Regions from separate parts of the Homo sapiens genome. Here region 2 is linked to region 1. A link is an interaction called in ENCODE POLR2A ChIA-PET data of the cell type or tissue named here. Cell type or tissue: OCI-LY7. All regions are shown on one strand. Links, peaks and the distances in the headings refer to the core of each region. The heading gives the core; the rest is flanking DNA. Region 1 has its middle 11 kb from the start of SIRT5. Region 2 overlaps GFOD1 (Gfo/Idh/MocA-like oxidoreductase domain containing 1).

The links. ChIA-PET counts read pairs that join two places held together with the same protein. Peaks named below come from ENCODE experiments on the same cell type or tissue, not always from the same donor. Only the 100,000 strongest peaks of a DNase experiment are listed, where the experiment ranks them.
Region 2: POLR2A ChIA-PET joins it to region 1 with 5 read pairs; 12 of 35 experiments call an interaction of 5 or more read pairs at or near these places.

What each region holds. Positions count from the first base shown.
Region 1 is chr6:13,561,282-13,565,673 of GRCh38, forward strand. No RefSeq gene overlaps it. Among named protein-coding and RNA genes, the nearest start is that of SIRT5, 11 kb to the right of the region's middle. In OCI-LY7, for the core only: no CTCF peak of the experiment used is centred there; a DNase peak (open chromatin) is centred at 2,490.
Region 2 is chr6:13,358,448-13,362,839 of GRCh38, forward strand. It overlaps GFOD1 (Gfo/Idh/MocA-like oxidoreductase domain containing 1), which reads right to left. Exons shown (of 2, transcript NM_018988.4): 2 at 1-4,392. Among named protein-coding and RNA genes, the nearest start is that of TBC1D7-LOC100130357, 32 kb to the left of the region's middle. In OCI-LY7, for the core only: a CTCF peak has its summit at 194; no DNase peak of the experiment used is centred there.

The DNA of each region.
Region 1 (4,392 bases), core at 125-4,124:
CGCGGTGGCTCACGCCTGTAATCCCAGTACTTTAGGAGGCCAAGGTGAGCGGATCACCTGAGGTTAGGAATTCGAAACCAGCCTGGCCAACATGGCTAAACCCCGTCTCTACTAAAAACACAAAAATTAGCCAGGCGTGGTGGCACGCGCCTGTAATCCTATACTCGGGAGAGGCTGAGGCAGGAGAATCGCTTGAACCCAGGAGGCAGAGGTTGCAGTGAACCGAGATCGCGCCACTGCACTCCAGCCTGGGCAACAAAAGGGAAACTCGGTCTCAAAAAAAAAAAAAATGTTCTCAAAAGTGTATACAAAATTTTAAAAAATCGGAAGTGTTTGTTTTTGTTTTGCTTATTTGGCCTGAAGAAAAACACAATTTCCAACCACCTCCCAGTTTAATATTTTGTCAAAGGGAAAACGCTTATATGGCCTAATTAAATGAAGCTATGTCAGCTTCATTGCATGCTAAACGTAGCCCCTAAAAGAAGGAATCTTCAGCTTGTATTGCTAATGTTGCATGGCTTCTGTTTTGTAATCATTTCTGTTTACATACGTCATTAAATGTGGAACATCCTGCCCATCAGATTTGTGTGAAGGGTTCATTTGAAGAAAATATTCTGCATCTTAAAAAAAAAAGCTTGAAAATGATATACCCAATCTCCCCCAATTTAACCAAACAGGAAATGTGCCAGTGAGCTTGGTTCGCTGTGTTCCGCCTGAACTTCCAGCTAAGTGTTCTTTCCAACATTCGCCTCTGCTGACCTTTGGTGACCTGAACACTGACATGTGGCAGGCCCAAAAGTCACTCGTTTTCTTTTTGAGCTAGCAGCAGGATTACTCAATGGCCGATTTGGAAATGACATTTCAATAGTTTAGCCGGTGGGTTTTGTTACTCCACACTCAACAGGCTCCATTCCTACCTGGTCCGGGTCAAATACCTAAATACTTGCCTTCTCTACAATATTGCATTATGCTGCCTCAGAAATAAATAGCTGACAGTGAAGAGCTCAGAAAATTAGTTGATGCTGAGATGATAGAATGCAAGAGTGAACAAAAAAGTCCATTTAGGTAGAAGCTTTTTCTACTAGGCTGAAGAATGATTGACTCTCTTGGATTCTCTCTTTAGATTACTATTGCTTAATTGTAGGGTTTTCTAGAATGCAAGGAGAACTGAATTTGAATTCCCTTCTAGAGCTTTCCTTCAGCCTTTTTGAGGAAGGTAAAATTAAAAATTGAAAGACAAGCAGTCTTCTGGTGCTAAAGCCCAGAGGTAGCAACTATTGATTTTGCATGGCAATGCCCTAGGATTCACTTCAGTGCTTTTAACCTTTCCTTGACTGAGAGTCCTAAAAAAGGTGGACTATTGGCCGGGTGCAGTGGCTCACACCTGTAATCCCAGCACTTTGGGAGGCCAAGGCAGGCAGATCATGAGGTCAAGAGATCAAGACCATTCTGGCCAACATGGTGAAACCCCGTCTCTACTAAAAATACAAAAATTAGCTGGACATGATGGCACGTGCCTGTAGTCCCAACTACTTGGAAGGCTGAAGCAGGAGGATCGCTTGAACCCAGGAGGTGGAGGTTGCAGTGAGCCGAGATCGCACCACTGCACTCCAGCTCCAGCCTGACGACAGAGCAAGACTCTGTCTCAAAAAGAAAAAGAAAAAGAAAAAAAAAGTGTAGTATTTTTGTAAAATATATTTTAAACTGACTATGAAGAAAAGAATAATAAAATATTAGCTAGCAACTGTGAATAACTGATAGCTTGGCTAACAGCCAAGAAATGACTGCTTTATTTAGGTAAATATTTTCTTTATATCAAGTTTAGTGACTTTGGGTCTAAACCACCTCTTCCATTAACCCCTAAGAAGGTCATGTTGGAACATGAGTGTGAATATGTAAAAACCCAGGGAGAGATGTCTCTAGTGACAGTTTTAGTGTCTGTGGTTAAGGCGCTGAGCTGGATTGATTTAGAAGTCTTACAGCAGCAAGGTTTAAGACCCTTCTCAAGCCAGCACTTCCCTAAGCCAAGCTTCCAAAAGAATCAGCTCAGCACTTAGTTAATTCTTCTCTTGCTTTTGACTTTTAAAGTGGCCTGGATTTATTGCAGCCTTCTACCAATGAATGATACAATGTTGAGATCACACAATCTCAGATTTGACAGTGCCTCACTCCCTAACCTTAGGCCCATCACATAACCTGTGTGTCCAAGTAGTTGCACTTAAAACAAAAGATGTTAACATTGACCTGAAGATTCAGGGAAAAATATCTTACTAATGATGTGAAAGCACTTAGGACCTATAGTGTGCTATAAAAATCTCTCCTTCAATAATATATGGATAGCCTAAGTGAAGCATGGTAGCCAGCTGCCATGGTGGAAATGAGCTGCATAGGTACCATTTTGGCATTCAGTGAAATGTAAGACGATGAAGGATATCCTTCCTCCACCACGGAACTTTTGCCAAGGGACAAATACATCAAAGTAAAGGACACCTGCAAACTTGCCTTTTACTCACTTCCCTCTGGGTGTACTGTAAGGATGTGATCTGTGATTCAAAGCTGTCTTTATAAAGTGTCAAAAAGCCTGAGCTCTGCTCGTTGCCTTTGGCCTTTATTGGCCAAGGAGGCAGAAAGAAAAGCTTGTGTTATGAAGCATGCTGGAGCAGAAAACGCTAACAGGGTTAGAGTGTGTAAGGGTCTGTCTAGAAACTGTAGTGGAGTATGTGAAAGAAGAGACGCACAGGCAAGTGGATACCTGGTCACTCATCCTCATGTTTCGGAAAACATGTAAGTCTGCTGCTGTAATATGAAGCATTTCCAGACCCAAAGAGGCCAATATAAGGCAACACTTGTAAGAAGGTTGTACTTGGTATTGCAGTGGGCATTGTCCTTCTTTTTGGCTGCTCAGTACCTGTACCTCTTTCCCATGTTTGGGGAATTCTCCCACCTTGTGAGTTCTGGTGGGAAGCAGAGTCAGTCTTCCACTCCAGAAGGTGAAAATGCAAGACGCTTGCTTTCCCAGGTAACAGCTGCAGGACTGATGTTCTGCAGAGGCACCCACCCTGACTTAGAAAAATGACGAAAAGAAGGGACCAAAAATAACTCACTGACAATGGCAGAGGATTCAGAAATTCAACTTCTCGGGCAGCAGAGAGAGTGTGCCTGGGGTAACCTCCATATCCACAATGCGCAGCATCCATGGTTCAAGCTCAGATCTGATCCTGGTAGTTGCTACTGAGGTGTTCCTTCTGCAGCAGTTCTGCAGTGGAATTTTGAGCATTGCTCCTGGCAGGTGGTCCTAGACCTGGCCTCAGTGACTCTGAGATACCTAGCCTCCTTTTGTTGTTGTTGTTATTTATTTATTTATTTAGAGACAGGGTCTCAGTCTGTCACCCAGGCTGGAGTGCAGTAGCAAGACCAAGGCTCACTGTAGCCTCAACCTTCCAGCTCAAGCGATCCTCCCACCTCAGCCTCCCGTATGGCTGGGACTACAGGCACATACCATCGCACCCAGCTAATTTTTAAAATTTTCTGTAGAGACAATGTCTCCCTATGTTGTCCAGGCTGGTCTTGAACTCCTGGGCTCCCCATTCAGCCTCCCAAAGTGCTGGAGTTACAGGCAGGAATCACTGTGCCCAGCTGTTAAGTGTTTAATATGAACATTTTGAAACATATACAAAAGTAGAAGGAATAGTATAATGAACCCACTTTAGCCATTCTCTATCTCTTCATCCCCTACTCCTCCTGGTGTAATTTACTTATCATAAAATTCACGCATTGTAGTTGAACAATTCAGTGAGTTTCAGTAAATTTAAAAAGTTGTCCAACCATCACAATTAAGTCACATTTTTGTTTTGTTTTAGTGTACAGTTCAGTGGATTTTGGCATGTGCATAAATTTGTGTACCATTATGACAACGAGGATACAGACAATTTTAATCACCCCAAAGAACTCCCTTCTGCTGTCTATAATCACACCCCTTCCCACTCCTAACTTCTGGCAACTGTTGATTTGTTGTCCATCCCTAGAGTTTACCTTTTCTAGAATGTTATATAAATTGAAATATATAGTAGGTAGCCTTTTATGTCTGCATGGTGTCTTTGAGATTCATCCAAATTGTTTCATGTAGTCCATTGCTTTTTATTGAATAGTATTATGTTGTATGATGTACTACCATTTGCTCATCCATTCCCCTACTGATGGACATTTGGTTGTTTCCATTTGGGGGAGATTATGAATAGAGTTGCTATCTAGAAACTTTTTTTTTTTTTTAATGAGACTGGGTCTCATTCTGTCACTCAGGCTTGAATGCAGTGATGTGATCATAGCTCACTGCAGCCTCAAACTCCTGGGCCCGAGCCATCCTCCAGCCTCAGCCTCCTGAGTGGCTGGGAC
Region 2 (4,392 bases), core at 191-4,190, 200 kb before region 1:
AAAGCACCAGGCAGCAGACAGAAAGTCACATTTGCTAGAAACTTCTCCCTCCCCTGGGCAAGGCACAGGGCAGAATACTAAATACGTCCAGGTGCCTGAAAGAGAAGGAAGGCAGCAAAGGAATGGGTCAGATCACAAGCTTTTGTTTTGTTTCTTAGCCTGGGATTAGACCAAGAATCACAAGTAAGTCATTGCGTTTATAAGGAAAAACCAAGGGGCTCATTCAACAGCTTAGCCCTTGTGGTGGCTGCAGGGGACAGTAGAGACCTGGAAGGGGAAGGAGAGAGACAGTGACCTGGTGACAACTCCATGACTATTGTCTAGCCCCTGCCTACATCTGCCCAGGCAAGCTTTTGATTGCCACACTAAGCATCAAGCCATTGCATATAATATGTTCTTTTCATGACTCTATTCACTGCTGGTGTAAACAGAAAGGAGTATTCAGTAGTGCAACACTTTGGGAGGCTGAATGAGAGCCACAGTTTCGGTGGCCCCCTCAAGGGCTCCAGCAAATGGGGACTGTGACGTGGGGGAGAAAAAGGCCAGTGGGCCATTGCCTTCCACTCCTGAGACAGTACCGGCTTCACCTCCAGATGCCACTGGGAACACTGAGCCCATCACCTTTTAAAGAAGCGCAGGAGGTCTTGACTCTTCCTATGAGAAGTCCCAGAAGCCCCAGTCAGTCTGGGTGGGGGGTCCCCTGAAACTCAGAGCACGCTCCAGCTGCTGGCTCCTGTGCCTGGCGGGGAGAAGGTGGAGAGGCGGGCATGCCTGCCGCTGAGAAAGACATAATAACGCTCCAGCTGCACACCCCTTTTCTTCCACGGCCCTCCTCTTTCTCCCCAAAAGGAAACTAAAATGTGGGGTTCTGATCATTGATTTTTAAACAAGCTCCCCAATGTCATGGCCTCTGCTCTGTAAACTCCAAGGCTCTGATGGCCAAAAACGTAGGCGGTGGTGGAGCAGTAGGCGGTGTCAAGGCTAGATTTGTATTAATATCTAGGAGTGGGGTGGGGATGCAGGTGGAGGGTGAGCCAAGTAGACCAAGCCTCAGGAAATCCCAGAGGTGAAGATTTGATGCACATCCCCCATCCTTGCCAAATAAAATACAAGTTAGAGGTCATTGTTCACATTACAGTCACAATGGGACATTTTAAACAGCTCGTTTTCTGAGTACATTCAAGACATAATTGAATTTATTTTAAAAAATGGATTTCCCGGCTGGGCACGGTGGATCACGCCTGTCATCCCAGCACTTTGGGAGGTCAAGGCGGGCGGATCACAAGGTCAGGAGTTCAAGACCAGCCTGACCAATATGGGGAAACCTTGTCTCTACTAAAAATACAAAAATTAGCCGGGCATGGTGGCGTGCGTCTGTAATCCCAGCTACTCAGGAGGCTGAGGCAGGAGAATCGCTTGAACCCGGGAGGCGGTGTTGCAGTGAGCTGAGATCACGCCATTGCACTCCAGCCTGGGTGACAGAGTAAGACTCTGTCTCAAAAAAAAAAAAAAAAGGATTTCCAGATTTCCCTGCAACTGCTCAGCGAATTGAGGTCCAATGCAGGTCTAATTCCAACTTCTCTGCCACTAGCCACAGGACTTCAGACAAGTCACTTCATCTCTCTGAGCCTCCTTTCCCTAGAGCTCTGGAGGTGCTATGTGAGGCAGCATGAGACTTAAGAGGCAGAAAACCTGACTTTTTGTCCTGGCTCTACCACTAAAGATGTGGGTGGCCTTGACCATCACTCTCTGTTATGTAAAACAAAAGGACGGCTATTGGACTGTGAAGCCCCTTCAGATGCAGCTGAATTTACCTTCTGCCCAGAAAATCATTAACAAAGCTGATTCTGCCCCCAGTACCCACCAGAATGCAAGAGATCAGATCAGAAACCCAACTTATGATCACAGGCCAAATTCAATAGCTGTGGCTATGAGACAAGATGAAGAGAGTAGGGGTGCAAAGAAAGGTGCAGTGCACAGCTAAAATTGGAGTGACAAACAAACGAACTTTAAAGCCCCACTCCCTGAGAAAGGACATTTTCCTACGTTATATTCAGACCCCCAAGAGCAAATTCCAAGGCCATCTATAATAGTCAGCCAACAAGATTTTGAAAATCCCCAGCCCTGAGGCTTGCTGCATCACCTACAATCAAAATGAACATAGGAAGTCAATTTTAAAAAAGGCTGAGTGATATTTCCATTTTGGAATGGGAAGAAACACTGGCTACTTCTATGTGCAGCTCTACAGCCTCCTGGCAGAACATCAGATGTTGCATCCTGCTGAACAGGAGGGTGCTGACAGCAGGCTGAGTGGAGCCGCAGGTTAGTCCATGCTTGTCACAGTCCTTCCTGGGTGTGAGAGCAGACCCCGTAGACATTGATAAGGAGCGGTTTCCTGCCTGGCAAGAACAGGAGGTGCCCACATCTCTTCCTGGGAGGCAGTGTGGTCTGGAGGAGAAGATTAAGGATTTGAATGACCTCATTTCTGCCTAACAGTTGTGTGACTTTGAACAAGTTCCTCTTCCTCTTACTGCCTCCATTTTCTCATGTGTATAAAAGAAATAGCAATACCCAACACTATAGGGTTGTTTTTATGGATTGTATGAGATAACATACTTAAAATACTCTGCACACAGTGGACAAGTCTTGGAGTTGGCCAGTCTTGGAGTTGGCCAAGACTACCCTAGAGTCCAGATATAACTGGCACAGTGGTATTTGCTGCCATGTAGGCTAAGGGGGGTCTGGGGTGCCCTACAATGCAATTGTCTGTTGAGAGGAGAAGTCTTGGAGGAGCTGACAGTGATCACAGATTCAAACTTTTCAAATAGGCCCAGGGCACTCCCAAACATTTTTTAAATACCAGGTAAGAACCCTGACCCACACCCTCCCTCATAACTTGGAATCTAGGCCATTCGCACATTGATGGGAACGAAACAGGCATGCAGGAACTAAATGGGAAGACTCTTAAAGCACTGCCTCCTTGCATCGAGGCCCTTGAAACACATTAAACAAAGCAGAAAGGAGCCAAAAGATTGCTGGGTTTTAGTCCTAGGTCAAAGTCAGCTGTGGGTACCCAGACCCCTAAAGGCATGATGAACGGTGCTGGGCTGAAACAAAGTCCTTCTGCAGAACACTGTTGAAGGCTAGAGATTTCAGCTTCATATAGCTACCCCAAATCAAGTCTTTGCATGTGGTGGGATAAGGGCAAATGGAGCACTAAAGGAGTATCTCAAACCCATTTGCTACAGTTTATATTTAAAGAAAATGAACTATCCAGTTCTTTTCTTTCTCTTGTTCCTTCACCTACCTACTACATGCATTTCAGTAGATAAAATTTGAGTACACACACTAAAATATTTTTTCATGCCTCTTTTAAAGAATATATGTTCTTTCTAATACCCCAGCTTCAAATGAGATTTTTTGTTTTAGACATTAAATATGTATTACAGAGCTTAGAGGCCTTTGTGGGGACCTCTCTCCAAAACCCGAAGTTTTGGGAAAAGATTTCGCGAGTATTATGGTTTAGTACAGAAACATACAATTGAAACCCCAGGAATATCCCTATTTAGGTTATGAATGACTTAGAAAAATGAAACCCATTGAATCATTTTGTTTACTTTCCCTTCATCCTTAATCGGAGCCCTTCAGGCTAGCTAGAAAATAATAATAATAATAATTCCAATGTTTCCCCAAAAACTACTTTCCCAGGGAGCAATTTAGAAGAACCAGAATCAGCTGGGTGTGGTGGCTCACGCCTGCAACCCCAGCACTTTGCAAGGCCAAGGCAGGTGGATCAAGAGGTCAGGAGATCGAGACCATGCTGGCTAATACAGTGAAACCCCGTCTCTACTAAAAATACAAAAAATTAGCCGGCTGTGGTGGCAGCCACCCGTAGTCCCTGCTGCTCGGGAGGCTGAGACAGGAGAATCGCTTGAACCTGGGAGGCAGAGGTTGCAGTGAGCTGAGATCACACCACTGCACTCCAGCTTGGGTGACAGAGCGAGACTCCATTTCAAAAAAAAAAAAAAAAAAAGAAGAAGAATGTGAACCAAAGCAGTCCATGACATGGGCCTCTGTTCAAACTATTATTGGGAGACTTCCATTCCAGCAAATCTCTGGTTTGGAACTGATAGCTGCAAGAGCTGGAATGCTGACCATGAAGTCTGTCAGCAACAGGTCAGGGACCACAACAAACCACGCATGGAATTTCAGCTTACCCACCCTGCAGTGCTGTAGCAAAGCCTCGGGAAGCAGGGCGACTCTTTCCAGGAAGGCAGTACTTACTTCTCTGTTCTAGAAAATGCCCAGCATTCCCCTCGTGTTTGGACACACCACACTTGCACCTATGAGTAGCCTGGGCTTCAAAGAATATTGACCCTAGGGAGGACAATG